2 separate regions of the Homo sapiens genome follow, and region 1 is linked to region 2. A link is an interaction called in ENCODE POLR2A ChIA-PET data of the cell type or tissue named here. Cell type or tissue: GM12878. All regions are shown on one strand.

What was found. ChIA-PET counts read pairs that join two places held together with the same protein. Peaks named below come from ENCODE experiments on the same cell type or tissue, not always from the same donor. Only the 100,000 strongest peaks of a DNase experiment are listed, where the experiment ranks them.
Region 1: POLR2A ChIA-PET joins it to region 2 with 5 read pairs; 2 of 35 experiments call an interaction of 5 or more read pairs at or near these places.

Annotation. Positions count from the first base shown.
Region 1 is chr2:216,004,096-216,008,095 of GRCh38, forward strand. The region is part of intron 1 of MREG (melanoregulin); the gene reads right to left. Among named protein-coding and RNA genes, the nearest start is that of MREG, 7.5 kb to the right of the region's middle. RefSeq lists enhancers at 821-940, 951-1,100, 2,017-2,066, 2,657-2,706. In GM12878, no CTCF peak of the experiment used is centred here; DNase peaks (open chromatin) are centred at 1,046 and 2,326; H3K4me3 peaks cover 2,549 bases; H3K27ac peaks cover 3,917 bases.
Region 2 is chr2:216,193,334-216,197,333 of GRCh38, forward strand. XRCC5 (X-ray repair cross complementing 5) reads left to right here. Exons shown (of 21, transcript NM_021141.4): 19 at 1,586-1,653. Among named protein-coding and RNA genes, the nearest start is that of LINC01963, 22 kb to the right of the region's middle. In GM12878, no CTCF peak of the experiment used is centred here; no DNase peak of the experiment used is centred here.

The sequences.
Region 1 (4,000 bases), 190 kb before region 2:
AAGTCACACTTTGACCTCAGGGCCCTTGCACTGGCTGATCTCCATCTACCTAGAATGTTTTTCTCCTGACAGCCACGTCCTCACTCCTCCCTCTCCTTCAAGTCTTTGTTTAAACACCACCTCCTCAACAAGGCCTGCCCTGACCAACCTATTTAAAATTGCAAACATGCTCCCTCCCTTGCTCTACTTTTGTTTCCTACACACTTATTTATCTCCTAGTTTACTTATTATGTTTCCTGTTTATTGGGCTCCCCAACACTACCGCCACCACCACTAGAACAAAAGCCACGAGGACAGGGATCTGTATCTACTTTGCTCAGTGATGTATCTCAAGTACTTAAAACAGTGCCTAACAGGAGAATCACTTGAACCCGGGAGGCGGAGGTTGCAGTGAGCAGAGATAATGCCAATGCACTCCAGCCTAAACGACAGAGTTAGACTCTGCCTCAAAAAAAACAAAAAAACAAACAAAAAAAAAAAACCTGTGCCTGGCACATAGTAAATGCTCAATAAATATTTGCTGAACCAATGCACTCTTGTTTCCCAAGTTCACAGGGCTCTAAACTGTAGAGATGAGTATGACTCTGTGTCTTCAAGCTCACAGACAAGCTCCTAACATTTTTTTTAGCTGTTTAAATTTATGAAAATTGGCCTTACAGTCTTGTGGGAGGAAGCAGATGATAAGCACATATGTTTACGCCATGTGACATTCAGAACTGTAAAGAAATACATAGTGAGTAAGGGACACAGTGAAGGGTGGGGCACTGTTTTAAGAGAGTGGTCAGGGTAGAATGTTCTGATAAAATGACTTTGAGAAGAGATCTAAATAAAGTGAAGGAGTTATCCACACAGAAAACTAGAGAAAGAGTCTTCAAGGCAGGGCAGGCAGAAAGTGCAGAGGCGCTGAGGCAGGGGTGTGGGTGGTATATTTGAGGAACCAGGGGAAGCCAGTATGACTGAGAGATGAATAATTAATTTCACCTTATATGCTGACTTTAAACCATACTTAATAGCCCAAAACTGGAAACCACCCAAAAGTCCACCAAGAGTAGAATAGGGGAACAAAATGGAATACAGTCTAAAGCAATAAGGACCATGAACAAGGCTACATACAACAACACGGAGGAATCTCACAAAGCTCCACCAACAAAGTGAGTTCTATGAGAACACACAGTTTGATCCCATTTATGCAAAGTTTAAAGGCAGGCAAAACAAAAGTACATCTTTAAGGTGCACACATAGGTGGGAAAGCTAGAAGTCTAGACATGATCAAGGAGGAGATAAGGGGCTGGCAATAGCTATCTCTTGCCATGGAGGTGGTTACACGAGTATTCACTTTCTAGTTATTCTTTTTTTTTTTTTTTTTTTTTTTTTGAGACAGGTTCTAGCTCTGTCACCCAGGCTGGAGTGCAGTGGCACAGTCTTGGCTCACTGCAGCCTCTGCTTCCCAGCTTCAAGTGATTCTTCTTCCTCAGCCTCCAGAGTAGCTGGGATTATAAGTGCCGCCACCACACCAAGCTAATTTTTTTGTAGTTTGAGTAGACACAGGGTTTCACCATGTTGGCCAGGCTGGTCTCAAACCCCTGACCTCAAGTGATGCACCTGCCTCGGCCTCCCAAAGTGTTGGGATTACAGGTGTGAGCCAACCATGCCCAGCCTATAGTTATTCTTTATACTGAACATATTTGTGTATGTTTTTTGTCTGTAATATCACACATTGGAACACAAGTTTTTAAAAGATTTTTGTAAAAAAAAAAAAAAAAAAAGCTAAGTAAGAGCCAATTCAGGACAGTGTCAAACAGTTCAGGGGTTCTTTTGTTGCACACTATGTCACCAAAATTATTTCCTAAAAGGGCACAAAAGAATAGAGTGCATGGTATATAACTGTCACAAAACAAAGATTTATTAACCAGACTAAAATGACTTCAGGTGCTAACAGAATAAACTATTTTACCCAGCATTTAAGCAGAGTTTATACTTTTTAAACATAGGTGGTGTAGTGATAAAATCACTTCAAGAGTCTAGAGAATAAAAAGTTGCAAGAAACTCTCACATGATGTGTAGGAGAAAGAAATTTCATCTTCTCGGGAACTTCCAATGGCACTATGACTAATGCAAGTCACAAAAAGAGAAGAGGGACGCTGTGGCTTGCCGGGGAAGAAAACCTTTAAAAGTCATCCTTGTGAATTTTGGACAGCTGACTTCTTATAAAGAGCTTCCCTCCTACGCGTTGGGCCTAAAGCCCAGTCCCTGGGACAGCACTCATGCACCTCTGGCCCTCCCCTATCACTCCCCTGTCTTTCAAGAAGGCAAAAGCACCAGCCTTGCAATGGGAATCTTCCAGCCAGGGCACTTTCCTTCAGTAAAAACCCTTTGTGCCCCTGCAGGCACTTCCTGTGAATCATTGTCCGGCCCCGGAGCTACCGGCTTTGCAAACTGCAGGTTTCTGCAGGAAGCCACAGATGAGGTGTGCCAATCTGCCCAATCTGCTCAGAGACCTGGCTCCGGAAAACCCAATAGTATGTGCTGGGAAAAAAGTCAGGCCATCTGGGCCCCGGTCTGAGAAATCTCACTGACATAAACGTACTCGTCAACTTTCTAAAAGCCCTTCCAATGGGGAGAAGATGATTTGGTCAGCTCCAAGGTCATGTGAGTCCACACCGTAAAATGAAAAACCCTACAAATGTAAAAGATTATTATACTTCTAGAGTTGGTGGTGATTCCCTTTTACATGTTGTGAGCCCTCCCTTACCCCCACCCTTCTTTCCCACTGGCACCTGGTTTCCCTAGCTTCAATGCAGGAAAAGACCCAGTGTTTCTGGACCCTGGGCTATAACAATTCAGGGAAAGATTCAAACTCCAAACACAACTTCTAACACACACCACGTAAGCAGCTAGTTCCATACCTCTCTGCACACCAGAAGGGCTCTGCTCTTTCTATGGCATTGAAATCTACTAGCATATGAATCCCAGTTCGACCACGTGTGCCTCTAAGCAAGTTACTGAAGTTCTCTGTGTCTCAGTCTCCTCAATGGCCAACTGGGGATGGTGGACATAATTACAGCCAATCTTCATTATTTGGAGATTCTGCATTTGCAAATTCGCCCACTCGTCAAAATTTACCTGTAACCCCAAAATCAATACTAGTGATGTTTCCAAGGACATTCATGAACATGCCTAGAGTGACAAAAAATTTAGAGTTGCCTGAGACGCACAGCCCCAGCCGAGGTCAAAAGGCAACACTCAGGCTTCTTGGTTCAGCTCTCAGATTGGAAACAAGCGTCCTTTTTGTGATCACTTAGCAACATTTTATTTATTTATTTATTTATTTATTTATTTATTTATTTATTTTGAGATGGAGTCTCGCTCTGTCACCCAGGCTGGAGTGCAGTATCTCAATCTTGGCTCACTGCAACCTCCGCCTCCCAGATTCGAGTGATTCTCCTGTCTCAGCCTCCAGAGTAGCTGGGATTACAGGCATGTGCCACCACGCCCAGCTAATTTTTGTATTTTTAGTAGAGATGGGGTTTCACCACGTTGGCCAGGCTGGTCTCATACTGCTGACCTCAAGTGATCCACCTGTCTTGGTCTTCCGAAGTGCTGGGATTACAGGTGTGAGCCACTGCACCCAACCCCCACTTAGCGGCTTTTTTTTTGCATTTTTGTACTTTTAGCTGGCAATTTCACTGTTTAGAATATCTCCCAAAGTGTAGTGCTGAAGTGCTAACATACATGTTGGATAAGCTTCACTCCAACCTGAGATATAGGGTGTTGGCCATGAGTTCAATGTTGATAGAGCAACAATATATATTAAATAAGGTGTCTTTAGGCAGAAACACATAAAAAAAGTTATGCATTGATTGGTTGACAGGGATCTAATCCTGCCATCGGCTCACAGGAACCTAACTCTGTATTTCCCCTAGGAACAATGGTTCAGTATTCACTAATTCAGTGTTCAAGCGACTTTACAGAACCTAACTACCACAGACAACAAGAATCA
Region 2 (4,000 bases):
ACCTGATTTTCTTTTAGAACCCAAGTATAAGATATTACTTGTTTAAAATACATATTATGAAAATGATTATGTTTATGAGATAAACTTTTCACTTATACTAGAGATGCAAAATTTGTTTCAATCTCTTTCTGTGTGAATTCTATATAAAAAGAATTGCATACCTATCTATCCGCCTTCTAATGGGCAACTCTTCATCACACAGGTAACTGTTTTCCTGACAGTTAATTTTTCAGCCCTTTAACTTCTGCACTGGAGAACAAAAGGAATTGGAATGGGTAGTGAAGGGGGCTTACTCAAATCACTTTTGTGTCTCTGCTGTTGACCCCGTAAATGAAGGAGATTGGTTTTGGTATTTATTGAATGCCTATAGCGTATTATTTGCTGAAAAGAAACTTACAGGTCATATGCAAAATCCATATTTTCTGATAGCTTATATGCCACTGAGAGAATACAGATGACCAAGGCCATTCATAGGTACACATGGGTGTTAAATACATGTGCTTTTTGAACAGTTTATCAGGTATCAGCCATTTGATGTAGGAAAATAGGAAGAAGAGCAAACTAAAGAGTAGATTTTCTACCCTTGATTTGCTCTTACTGAGCTAAAATTGATTAACTGTCCTAAATGATAGACATGCCCCTTGGTGAAGACCATGTTTTCTTCCTCCCTAGTCCTCTGGCCACTCTATCAATAGCCAGTAACATGGCCACAAGACAAAATGCATGGCGTAGTTCCATATTGGGCACCGGATGTCTTGGACAAAAGCATACAGTCATTTAATTATCATTTATTTATTGAGCTTCTGCTATGTTCTACAGTAAGTCCTCTCTTAACGTCCATAGGTTCTTGAAAATTGTGACTTTAAGCAAAATGACACATAATGAAACCATTTTTTTCTCATCAGTGTTATAATGAAACAATATTATTTAAGTACCTACTTTTGTTTCACTTAAAGTCACAGTTTCCAACAACCTATTGATGATAGTTAAGTAAGGACATACTGTACATTGAGGGGAATATAAAGACTTATAAGACTTAGTGTCTGCCCTTGAGAAAATATATTCTTAGGAGAGAGAACATGTGTACAAATAGTTACATAAAATACGACAAGAGCCATTTCAAAGGAATAAACAAAGTGATCTGAGATTTCTAAAGAAGGGGAGACTTATCTAGAGTTGATCAAGGAAGGCTTCATGGAACACGTGGCATTTGACATGCGGCCTTTATTGCTTATTACACAGGCAAAAACTGGAGAAAAGATAATTTAAGATGGTCATTGTTAATTGGTTGCCTTTATAGTTTTATATTTTTTGTAGAACAGAGCACCTTTATAGTTTTAAAAATCTCCAGCTCAGGCTGGGCACAGTGGCGCATGCTTGTAATCCCAGCACTTTGGGAGGCCGAGACGGGAGGATCACTTGAGCCCAGGAGTCTGAGACCAGCCTGGGCAACATAGTGGGACCCTGTCTCTATTTAAAAAAAAGAAATCTTCAGCTCAAAGGTGGGAGGAGGTGTGATGGAAACGAAAATGGGATTGGGGTTGATTCTTTGTGTTTTGATTTTACTCTCTGAATTACTTTTTAGATGGAATTACTCTGATCACCAAAGAGGAAGCCTCTGGAAGTTCTGTCACAGCTGAGGAAGCCAAAAAGGTATTGAGGGGTAAACCTTTGTCTTTAGTTGAATTATTATAGTGGACTTTATTTTCTTGATACCCTCGAAGAAGTTAAATTTTATGGGTAACTAAATTAGTGTACTCATTTTGTATTCAATATGTAAATTGCTTCAACCACAGCATCCCCATGGGAGAAATTATAATCTTACTCAGTTTCCTGTAGGCTGTGGTTATATTTCTGGAACTCACCTGTAATCCCAGCTTCAGTACCCCTAGAGCATGCTGTTGAACCCCATAGTGCGCAAACTTAGCCTCGGCCCTGGTAAAGGCTATGAAATCCACAGTGATTCCCACCCTGGCCACACATTAGTTACTTGGTGAGCTTGTTTTTCTTTTTTTTCTTTTCTTTTCTTTTCTTTTCTTTTCTTTTCTTTTCTTTTCTCTTTCTTTTCTCTCTCTCTCTGTTTCTTTCTTTCTTTTTTTTTTTTGTTAATACTGATTAAAAATCAGAATTACCCTAGAGATTCTGTTAGTCTGAGATGGGTCCTGGGCACAGTTGGTTTGTTTGCATTTTAAAACCCCTCAGGTGATTGTATTGTATAGTGAATAGAGAAACACTAGTATTCTAGCATAAGGGACATCCAAGTATTTTCAGTAAAAGACCCCATGCAGTCCCCATGAGCTTCTTATTCACACACATTGTTAGGCCTAGGCCTCCTTGTTTGGTGTGTATTGAATCTGATTCAGCCATGAGTCAGATACATGTGGTTATTTAGTTCAGTAGTCCTTCATTGTACCTCAAGGTTGTGATGAAATTTTAATGAATTAAGTTGAATAGCTCAAAAGTATATACTTCGTAACACTCAGTTTCAGTTACAGTCACTGACTGATGTAGTTCTGCTGGCACCTGACAGCTCTCAGTTACTAAGCTTCTGCGATATGCTAGGCACTGTGCTGGATGATAAGACAGCACCCCTGCCCTCTAGAAGCTCGGGCAGTTAAAATGGAGCAGAGGGAAGCAACGGAGACTCAGAAAATAACTATACACACTAAGGGAGAGCTTGGTCTGGGGCTGGTGAATAGGAATCTGTTAGGGAAGTGACAGATGCAAAGCTGGAAATGTTAATCAGATGGCTAAATTCAGGCCAAAATTTAAATATCTTCAATTTTCAACTCAAGAAAGGCATTTGGCAGAAACCATGTTTGGAAAAGAAATTAAAATTTACAAGAATTTTTATTAAGCACTTTGCCTAGCAAAAGATTTTTGTTAAAAAAAAAAAAAAAACTTGTCATCCCTACTTTCAGGGAGTAGAATCCTGGAATTTTTGAAGCATACTGTAAGATGGTGATTATATCTCAGAAGGGGTTCCGTGGTGTCTGTACCCTCTCTGCCACAGGCAATACTGAGCACCATAGGCTTGAGTATGCCATTTAACTGTTTGGTTTTGTTTCTGTTTGTCACTTTATACAATGTTTGATAATATCTCCTCATTGAACTGGGCTATTTCAGTCAAGGTTCTCCAGAGAAACAGAACCAAGAGAACGTACATGTGTGCGTGTGTCTGTGTGTGTGTATGCACATACACACACACATATATATAGAGAGAGAGATTTATTGGCTGAATTTCAGAAATTGGCTTGTGTGATTGTAGGGCTTGGCAAGTCTGAAATTTGTAGGACAGGCTAGCAGGCTGGAAACTCAGGCAGGATTTCTGTGTTACAGTCCTGAAGCAGAAACCTCAGCTTTTGCTCTTAAGGTCTTCACTTGATTGGATGAGATCTACGAATATTACTAAGATTAATCTTTACTTAAAATCAGGTAATTTTAGATGTTAATCACATCTACAAAATACCCTCACAGCAACATCTAGAGTAGTGTTTGATGGAACAACTGGGGACCATAGCCCAGCCAAGTTGACACATAATATTCATTGTCACATGGTGTGAAGACCTATCAATCAATTTTTGTTAAACAAGTAAATCAGGAAAAATATTTTTTGTCATTATTACATTAAGAAAATTTATTATCCAGGTGACAGTACATACTAGAGTTTTTGGAAGAAGTGAGGAGCCATGACCTAAAAAAGCTTGTGTTTCCTGCCAGCAGCACATCTTAACCAAAGATGTTCCAGCTAAGTTAACCCAGAATATTAGACAGGAAAGAAATCTGAAAACAGATGATGCACTTGCAAATTGTGCAAGGCTTGTTCTGTAATGCAAATAGGATGTCTTCTTTGAAATGTAAAGGCACTGAGCCTAAGCATGAGGAATTTTAATGTCTAATGATGAAGCTATAGAGAGAAATTTCAGTTAATGACCAGGTAGGTATAAGATGGTGTCCTTAGATAATTCTGATATCAGAACTGATGTTAGTTGTAGTTTAA